Regions from separate parts of the Mus musculus genome. Here region 1 is linked to region 2. A link is a loop called in an ENCODE intact Hi-C map of the cell type or tissue named here. Cell type or tissue: gastrocnemius. All regions are shown on one strand.

Region 1 (5,000 bases), 58 kb before region 2:
CTGGCCTTGACTTATTCTGTATTTCAGACAAGCTTGAGTTTGTGATCTTAGTGGGATAACAGGTCTGTACTACTTGCACTTTTCAAGCAGCCAAGAAAGCTGGGGAAACCGCACGGTAAACATGGTATATCCACCGCTTGGATTGATGGAAAACTAGCACTTTGTTATGTGTAGTTACACAATCTATCTAAGAATATATAACATCTACCTAATAATAGGGAACATCTATCTATGAATAATATAACATCTACCTAATAAAAGACTATCTACTCAATAGTAGAGACCATCTACTTACTACTGAGACCATCTATCTAATAGTAGAGATTGTCTGTTTAATAATAGACACGCAGCTGGGCGGTGGTGGTGTAGATGCTTTTAATTCCAGCACTCAGGCTGAGGCAGAGCTCTGTGGCTCTGAAGTCAGCATGGCCTACAGAGTGAGTTCCAGGACAGCCATGGCTACACAGAGAAACCCTGTCTCGAAATCAAAACAAACAAACAAACAACGCTCCCCAAAATAGAGTCCCTATATATAATAGATCATTTGCCTAATAACAGACTATATTCCTAATAGAGACCACCTACCTAATAATGGAGACTATCAAATAATATATACCCATCTATCTAAGAGACCATCTATCTAATAAGAGACCATATATTTAATAATGTATTATCTAGCAATCATCTATTAATACATATTATCTATCTTATCCAGTAAAGCATATTACCTACTATCTACTATCTATCTATCTATCTATCTATCCATCTATGATTTCTCCTTTGAATTCTCTTAAAAGTGAACTGAAGACAACATGACATTTTACTACTGAATTCTTTCATTACCTGTCTCTGAGGAATACTTTCCTATATAACTATATACTACAATTAGAAACCATATCCAAGCCACAGTGGTTGCAAACAGGAAGGCTTTCCTTCCAACTAACTGTTCTACCTCACCACAGAGCACCAGCGGAAGTCTGACGGGCCTCGAAGCTGGGCAACTAGGTATAAACTCTGGTCCCCCACCTCCCAGCTACAGACCTCGGGGGGAATCACTTTCCTCTCTGGACCTGCTCTATCAGCCATATTGCCACCTTGCAGGAGTGTGGGAGTGGGGTGAGGTGTGGGAAAAGCTCTGAGCAGAGTCTTTGAATTACAACAGGTGTGAAATAGCGGCGACTTCTTTGCCACGAGGTTGGTTTCATGTGTTTGGCCCAAACCTGCCCTTCTCCAGTGCCTACAGGGACAATTCCTACGTGGTTGGTGTGCTTACGGTGAGTCAAACTCTTAGGAGCCTCCATTTGTTTTCAAACTGGAAGATGGAAACGGTTTAATTTTATTATCATAATTCAGATGTCTTCATGCTCTAACTGCCCACAGCTGGAGCTTTGTATATGGATGAGTGCCAGGGAACGGCAATGGCGCCAACCCAGAAAGTTCTTCTCCGAGTTTGCTTTGTTTCCCTCCACAGCATGATAAGCCAGCGAAAACGTAAGCGGGTAAGCAGGTGTGAACTGGGGCTGGGAATGAAACCAATGTGGGATTTCATGTGAATGAAATCAAAGAAGTACTCAGCCTTCAGCAAAACCACTGGCAACAAAAATCAGACATGATTCAGGCAGAGGAAACACAGCCTAGCCCTAACCACCTACTGGTTCGAGGTAGACTGGCTCCCCTAGTTCTGAATGGAAGACAAGATTTGGCTTTTGGTTTTGGTCCAAAAAATCCTCTCTGCCATCTTTGGGAACACTGACCATGAATAAGAGGATAGAATGTGTTGTTATGGTACACAAATTTACACCTCAGAGGATGCATGTTCATTGTTCATTCTGTAAGTGGGAATTATATGAGGACCAAATCGTCTAACATATAGGTGGAAAACAAATTCTCTACTAACCTCTGGTCGACTTCGTCTACTTAAAAGTATGAATGAAGCAGGTTTCCCAGGAAATGTGGCCTGAGAGAGAAGTCCCAGGTCATGAGCCTCCTTTAAGGGTTTCGCCTGGGAATCAGCATTCTGGAAATAGGGAGGCACTGAGGCCTGTGTGAGGATTAAACGTGACAACCGTCCCTTTCAGGGATCATCAGTAACTTGTAAGTAGCTACAGGATCATGTTTATAGAAAAGTGTCCCGGGGAGATGGCTAGAGACCTTGAGACAGTTTCTCTACTTAGAAAATGCATGGTATAGAGAGGTGTCCAGTTTCTCCTAGGTACTGCTGGAAAAGCAGTCCCAGGTTTCATGTTGCAAATTCATTCCGGTAGGGGAGCTGGCAGGTCGTCTAGGCAATTCCGAGACGGCAGAGTTGGATTCCCAAGAATTCTTCAAGGGTTACAGCCACTGTTATTCCCCAAACCAGTCTACCGGGGTGGACAGAACTCCCCTCCTCCCAGGCAGGTGGATGCACACCCACTGGACAATCAAAACTTAGGAGCTGGGAGAGGGAACGCCAGGAAGCTGGAGGGCGCAGGGCTCAGAGGTGCAGGAAAGGGCTGGCCACGCGCGCAGGGCGGCGTCAGCGGCTCCAGGGACCTCCTCCATTAGCGGCCAGTCACTCTGAAGAAGCCAGTCGCTAACCCGGCCTCTCCTTCCCTTCCTAATCCGAGACAGAGTGGGACTGCCTCACCCAGCACGGAAACCGAGACGTCCCATACAGAAAGGGAAACTGAGGCTGAGGGTTCAGACTTCAAGGTCGTGTAAGCTTGGCTCTCAAAGCCAAGATGCTCCCTGGGTTCTTCCCGGTCCCGCCCCCTCTCCCGGGCTCTTACCCGCCATGACACTGGTCTGAAGTCCCACGCGGAACCCTAGCCATGGGGCTCAGGAAGCCGCCATGACGGACAGCTTGCGCAGGCGCGGTCCAAGCGCCGGCTCGGGTCGCGCATGCGCACGCGGCGGCAGCCGCTAGCTAACACCTGATGCTCTCGCTCAGCCCTGTGGCGGCCACTGGAGGCTCAGCTGTCACCTGGTCGGATTGCTCATATGGCCGTCCAGAGTGGGGACGCCTCTGCACTTCGGTGTTTGGAATCCCTCCTGTAAAAAATTTAAATATGGCTAAGAATCTCAGCGGTGTAGAGAGCCCAGCACAAGAAAAAAAAGTTAAATAATTTGCTTTAAGTGTTAGAGTCATTAAAGATCAGAGTCCTAATAAGCTGTATTTAACCATTGTTCCTAAGTATGCCCAGGAAACAATTAATAGGCAAAAGCAGAAGACAAAAACATACAATGACCCACCCAAGTACATGTTTCGGGCACCGATAGGATATTTATGTTTAAGTAGAGTGCTATAGTTATGCATAGCTAAGCAGTCCTGGTCTGGGTATGGTACTGCCCATCATTGCTCCATCCTTTTTTTTTTTTTTTTTTTTTTTTTTTTTTTTTTTGGCTTCAATCTATCCTGCAAGGAGTTTTGAAAAGTTGTAATTCTCTTCCTGGAAGACAGTGACTCATCTGTTTGGTCCCTGGTATTAACCTTTATCTCCTCCCAGCTTGGGACTGTTGGGGAAAATCAAAATTTGGGGGTTGACTGTTTCAATAATCTGATAGCCAAAGGGAGGGGCACAAGTGTGTTACGTTTAGAATATCCTTATTCCGGCAAGGCAGGCAGGCTGGAGGATCACTCAGCCACTAAGTGGTGAGGATTCAAATTGGAGGGTGAGGGATCCGGAGTGTGTTAGCCAGCATGCCCCTTGTTTCTTCCCAGTGTTATGTATACCCTGCGTTTAGCATCCTTACAAGCAATTGGCAGGACTAACGGATCTAGTCATCAAGTCTCCAGTAACGATGATCCCGGATCTTTCTAAGTTGGAGTCTAGCATAAAATGAAATAGGACACAAATATTACACCTTAGGTAAACCTTATCCTGTTCAGAATGCTGAGAATGGTAAGTGCTTAAGGTTGGAGGCTGTATTTAGTCACTTATTTTTGTGGCTGTGATAAATACTCAGGAAAAACCACTTAAGGAAATAATGACTTCTTTTGTCTCATGCTTTCAGAAACCACCTAAGGAAATAATGACTTCTTTTGTCTCATGCTTTCAGAGGTCCAGCATTGCTAGCTCCATTGCTTTGGAACTGTGGGAGCTAGAGCACAGGTAATGGGAGGCCAAGCGCTAGACCCAAAGGCTCAATGACATATTGTCTCCAGCTAGGCTCCACCTCCAGAGGGTTCCACCCACTGGATTATAAATCTAACAGTGGATGAATCTACCCATGAAGGCGTCTGATCCCTATGATCCCACACAGGGGCTAACACAGGCTCACACTGAAATCCCCACCTCTGATCAACACTTGCATAGGGGCCAGGCTTTGAATACATGCTCACTTCTGGGTACACTTTGATCTAAACTGTAGCCGAGGCAAATGTGAATCTCATGTCCTCTATTTGCTTTCCGCTTGCCCCCTGGATTATCTGAACGTTAGGGCTCAAAGAAGAAGTGTGGCCAATTGCAGAAGATGGGGCAGAGAGAGCCCATGGACACTCCAGGCTCCGGGTGAATTCTCATCTCTTTTCCCTAGAAGCAGAGCAGAATGAAGTGACCATCAAGGCCACATCTTCCTTGTAAGTAAAGCATCAAGTTTCTGGGCTATCCCAAACTGCCTCGACCAACTTTCAGAAGCCACTGCTTTCTGTTGCTATTTTCCTGATGGCTACACAATGCTGAGCAGACACCTCCCCACACCAAGACACATGGATGTAGAGAGTCAGGCAGGCATAGCAACACATGCAGATGAGCACACGTGTATATTCTGCCAGGATAGAAGCACACTAGTGTGATCATGGGAAATTTTTATTCTAAGCAAATATCTATCAAAGAAAAGAAGGCTATCAGAATGTCTCCTAGGTGTGGGACATGAGGGAAGAGGTTACATCAGACAAGTCTCTGCTCTCATGATACTTCTGTTCTGCTGGGGAAGGGCCAGAGAACAAGCAGATATATTTTAAAAGTACAGAGTGCTGGATAGAGAGTTGGGGAATGGAGAATGGTCAGGTGGCCTGGGAA
Region 2 (5,000 bases):
TGAGCGAGTGTCCTTACAAGAGGAAACACACAGAGAAGAGACAGAGGCAGAGGGAGAACCTAAGCCAATGCTGCTGCCTGCTGCCACAAAGTGGCTGCTGAGAGGCAGGGCCACCCCCTGCCGTGGGGATGAGGATCATGTTTTCAAACACCTTGACTCTAAAGCTTAGCAAATAAATCCTTGGTGGTGGTTTATGGTTTGGCTGGGTCTCGAGTTGCCCAGTCTGGCCAAGCATGCACGGTGTCGCTGAGAGTGACCTTAAAGTTTTGATCCTTCTGCTTCTACCTCCCAACTACTGCGATTATAGGCATGCACAATGATGTCTGGTTTAAATTGCTTGTTTTTGAGATGTTATTGTTATTATTGTTGTTGTTATTATTGTTATTATTACTACTACTATATGTGTGTGTGTGTTATGTCAATGCACGCCCTGTGGGCAGTGCTCATGAAGGCCAGGGAAGAATTGGGCCCCCTTAGAGCTGGCATCACAGATGGTTGTTAGCTGCCACTTGGGTGCTGTCTTAGTCAGGGTTTCTATTCCTGCACAAACATCATGACCAAGAAGCAAGTTGGGGAGGAAAGGGTTTATTCGGCTTACATTTCCATACTGCTGTTGATCACCAAAGGATGCAGGACTGGAACTCAAGCAGGTCAGAAAGCAGGAGCTGATGCAGAGGCCATGGAGGGATGTTCTTTTCTGGCTTGCTCAGCCTGCTCTCTTATAGAACCCAAGACAACCAGCCCAGAGATGGTCCCACCCACAAGGGGCCTTTCCCCCTTGATCACTAATTGAGAAAATGCCTTACAGTTGGATCTCATGGAGGCATTTCCTCAACTGAAGCTCCTTTCTCTGTGATAACTCCAGCTGTGTCAAGTTGACACAAAACTAGCCAATACAGGTGCGTAGACTCAAATCCTTGGACAAGCTTCTGATGCTCCTAACTGCTGAGTCACCTCTTCAGGGTGCTACACACACCCCTTAAAAGGTTTTGGGAATCATGCCTAGTTTCCCTTGGTGCTGGATTTGGAACACAGTCCTGAATGGTAGGCAAGCAGTGTACGGAGCCACATCCCCAGAACCACCCTCTGAGCTTTCATACTGAGCCTTTAATCTCAGTGTTCAGGAGGCAGAGGCAGTGAAATGTCTGAGTTCGAGGCCAGCCTGGTCTGCAGAGTGAGTTCCAGGACAGCCCGGGCTACACAGAGAAACCCTGTCTTGAGAATCAAAACAAACAAAAGACGATGCACTTTTCCACATTGCCAGTACTGGAGTTACAGATGCTGCTGTTGCACCCCACTTTCTTTAAGCTTTCAAACTCAGGTCCCGATGTTTGTACAACAGGTGCTTAATGGACAGACCTATCTCTCCAGCCCCACCATGATTGGTGTTTTCCTTTCATGTACCGAGTCCCCAACTCACAGGCTCAGAGGATGGGCTATTTGTTGGCTCTCCATTTGACAGATGAGAAAACTGAGGTTGCAAAGCTACCCCCAGCTTGTTATGTTAGAACAGACACTGGAGCCCTGGGGATGGGAATGTGAGCAGCCGGTGCTCGGCCGATCCTGAGACACTGAGGGACACACGAGTGCCAGTGCGCCTGGTGGTTGAGGCTGTTGATTTGTTTAATGGCTTTTGAGGATTGTGTAGCACCGTGGTCTTGATGCTAATCCCTGTGTGCAGTCTATCAGCTCATCCACAGGGTGTACTGTCCGTGAGCTATTCATCTTTGTCTCTGGACTGTGGAGCTGGGCTCCTAGCAGACAGCATCTAGTCATCTGCTGAATTTAATATGCCCTGGGGGGAAGGGCCGAGGAGATGGTCTAGAGAGTAAAGAGCTTGTGGCTCAAGGGTGAGAATCCAAGTTCAAATCTCTAGCACCCGCAGAAAAGGTCAAAATTGAAAGGGCAATTTCCACCCATTCTACTATTTTTACAGATAGACCCCCAGATCACAGTCAGAGACTGCCTGTATGACAGGTTTAAAATCTTGTTCATTATCGTGTGTGGTGTGTGAACAGGTGTAGCACAGCCCACAGAGAGACCTGAGGACAGCTTTGTAGCCTTAGCTTTCTCCTCCTGTCTTCAGGCAAACATGGCCAGTGGTTTTGCCAATGGAGCCATCTCACTAACCCCTGTATTGCATTAATGTTTTATTGTTAAGATCACCAAGGGTTTGGGGTGTGGGATGAGATTAGATCCATGCCCCCCCTCCCAGGATAAAATGAGTCATGTGCCTTGAATTTATGATGTGTCTGTAATTTGGGACAGGACCAGGCAGAGGCAGAACATGAGTATAGGGTTTTGTTTTTGTTTTTCAAGACACAGTTTTTCTGTTTAACAGCCCTGGCTGTCCTGGAACTCATTTTGTAGACCAGGCTGGTCTTGAACTCACAGAGATCGGCATGCCTCTACCTCCCGAGTGGTGGGATTAAAGGAGTGTGCCACCACACCTGACCTTGTATGTTTTAAAAAATTAGTTAATTTCTCACACCTGGGAATGAAACCCAGGTCCCTGCAAGAGCAGCTCGTACTCTAAACCACTGAGCCATCTCTCCAGCCCCAGGTGTAGGGATTTTATAAGCTGTTCTTTCTCCACCGCCTCTGCTCACCACTTGTCACTGTCCTCAGCTAGAAGGGAACTAGATTTTCCCCCAGACTTGGTGGTGTTTATCTCTTAGACTTACTTGGTCCTTTGCATACTCATTAGAATAGCCGGCTCTTGAATCGGCACTGAGAGAATAAGTAAATAATACAACACTGCCCTCTAGGGGTTGCAGAGAGTAAGTGCAAAGATGCTCACAGTTCAGACCATGCATTCAGGAGTCTCCACGGTTCTTAACTACCACTAGAAGTAGTTGTGTAGACCTACTTTTGTGGGTACGTGGTAAACATATGTAAATGATTGGATGCTAGATATTAGTAACCCCCTGTGCCTGTTACCCTCTTCTCCTTAGCTATGCACGGGACATTCGTGATCTTATTGCCACTCAGTCTGATCGTGATGGTGTTTGGGGGGATGACCGGGTTCTTGAGCTTCCTCCTCCGAGCTCACCTCCTTCTGCTGCTCACCGGGATCCTCTTTCTCTTTGGAGGTAGGTGTACACCTGCCCGGGGCCTAGGCTCTACAGTTGTACTGATGGTGAACGCCGTGCTGTAAACCTCTTTAGGGGCAGGTCTCAGCTTCTCTAAGGGCTTCCCCCCATTGTGACAGTACAGTAGCTGGGAAAGGCAGTGGTTTTCAGCCTTAAGCTCCCCAGATCTCTGGTTCCAGGAAGGAAGAAGGACGGGGTAGGGCACAGCCTTAGGAGTCATCCCCAGCATCTCGCTGCAAAGCTGTGTCGTCTGCCACCTCTCTGTCTTGGTCTCCCAAGGATGGCCTTGGCTTCCGGTTTAGAGCTGTGGGCTGACACCCGCTGTCTTTGCTCCCTTCTGATGTGGGAAATCAGACTGACCAGGCACAGAAGGACACAGTGCACATGCATGGCTTCACTGGGTTCTCAGTAAGCAGAGCTCATGGTGAGACAGAACAGAGCCACAAGTAGAAGCAGCGGATGGGTCTGGGGACACGCCAGCTGTGTGGCACTCAGCTTCATTTAGCAGGCATAAGTTCAGGGATCTATTGTCCATTCTTGTGATTACAGTCAGTACCCATAGACCGTGTATCCATACGCCTTGCACTTGAATGTGGCCAAGAGGGTAGATTTTATGTGTTTCACTATAAAAAGAAGTTGTGTGAGTTGACCCATGTATTTAACAGTGTCTTAAGCTACTCCATGCACACACTTTACCGCCATGTGCATCATACTCTGAAAATGTGCAAGGTTTACTGCGAGAAAGTGACACACTTCAGGGCATGGCAGTACACACCCATCAGGCTGAGTGTTGATCTCAAGCTGAAGTCCAGATAATACCGTACAGTGTAACTTTTACAAACAGAAAACAATACCAAGTCAAGCCATACCTCTCAAACCCAAATCCAAACCACACCCTCCAAAAACCCAAACCCATCCTTAAACCAAACCTAACCAAACAAACTTAATCAACCACGTCCAAACCAAAGCCAGGTCAGCAGACACCGGCCGAGGCAGTTCTGTTTACATGACTGGCTACAGGCCTTGGGAAAGTGGGACCCACAGCCCAGATGGGTGCCCTCTGGCTCCCTGAATTACAAGGGAAAGAAAGACAGAGGCCTGGGAAATGGCTCAGCATGTAAGAACATTTGGTATGTAAGCAAGAGAACCCAGGTTAAGATCCCCCCAAACCATGGAACAATCCAGGCATGATTGTGTGTGTGTGTATGTGTGTGTGTGTGTGTATTGTGTATAGAATGAGAGGAAGGAAGGGGGAGGAAACAGGAGGGTGTTGCTAAAACTTCTCCCTAGAAAAGTTGTAAACCACATCTTTCCCCCTTCTTGGGTCCCAATGATTCACTGATTCAACGGAAGTTCACCAGGGGAACCTGTGAGTTTATGAGGCTTACAGGCAGAGCAGTGGGTGAGGCAGAGCATAGATGACCTTAAAGCAGCCACCCCAGGAGGTCTGCACCCACCCAGCATGTGTGATGACTCCCTGTGGCTGTGTAGATGAAGCCTACCCCTTTTCTCCCCTCCGGATCTCCTCCAACCCTTCCCACAAGCCCACAAAAAATTAGGGTAGAAATGCTTCTAATGGTGGTGGCTAGATCCTCAGGTGAGGGTGCTAAGACCCTCTCTGCCCCCTCCAGGCCAGCAGAACTCCTGATGTTGGCAGCAGTTTGGCTGGGAGGACAGACCTGCATAATGAGGGAGAGGGGAAGAGGAGAGAGACAGAGGAGGGAGAGGAAGGTAGGGGGAGGGAGATGAGGGAGGAGAAAGAGAAGAGAAAGAGGTGTATGTGAAGAAAATCCAGCTCTTATGTTAAAAGAATAGAAGTTTTTTTTTTTTTCTTTTTCTTTTTTCCTGGAGCTGACTATTAGTGACCATGGTCTGGGAACAGAGATTCAGGTCTTCCGTCTCCACAAA

What was found. Hi-C counts contacts between places; a loop is a spot of excess contacts. Peaks named below come from ENCODE experiments on the same cell type or tissue, not always from the same donor. Only the 100,000 strongest peaks of a DNase experiment are listed, where the experiment ranks them.
Region 1: it touches region 2 in a loop (2.9-fold over the local background); 15 of 42 quality-filtered maps call a loop at or near these places.

Annotation. Positions count from the first base shown.
Region 1 is chr16:8,468,634-8,473,633 of GRCm38, reverse strand. It overlaps Mettl22 (methyltransferase like 22), which reads right to left and starts at 2,821. Exons shown (of 11, transcript NM_146247.1): 1 at 2,769-2,821. It overlaps Gm30012 (a long non-coding RNA gene), which reads left to right and starts at 2,483. Exons shown (of 5, transcript XR_384641.4): 1 at 2,483-2,691; 2 at 4,039-4,091; 3 at 4,420-4,558. In gastrocnemius, CTCF peaks have their summits at 2,271 and 2,967; DNase peaks (open chromatin) are centred at 2,532 and 2,873; H3K4me3 peaks cover 1,847 bases; H3K27ac peaks cover 1,355 bases.
Region 2 is chr16:8,410,193-8,415,192 of GRCm38, reverse strand. It overlaps Tmem114 (transmembrane protein 114), which reads left to right. Exons shown (of 4, transcript NM_029070.2): 3 at 2,955-3,092. Among named protein-coding and RNA genes, the nearest start is that of Gm24579, 9.9 kb to the right of the region's middle. In gastrocnemius, a CTCF peak has its summit at 2,781 (motif pointing left); no DNase peak of the experiment used is centred here.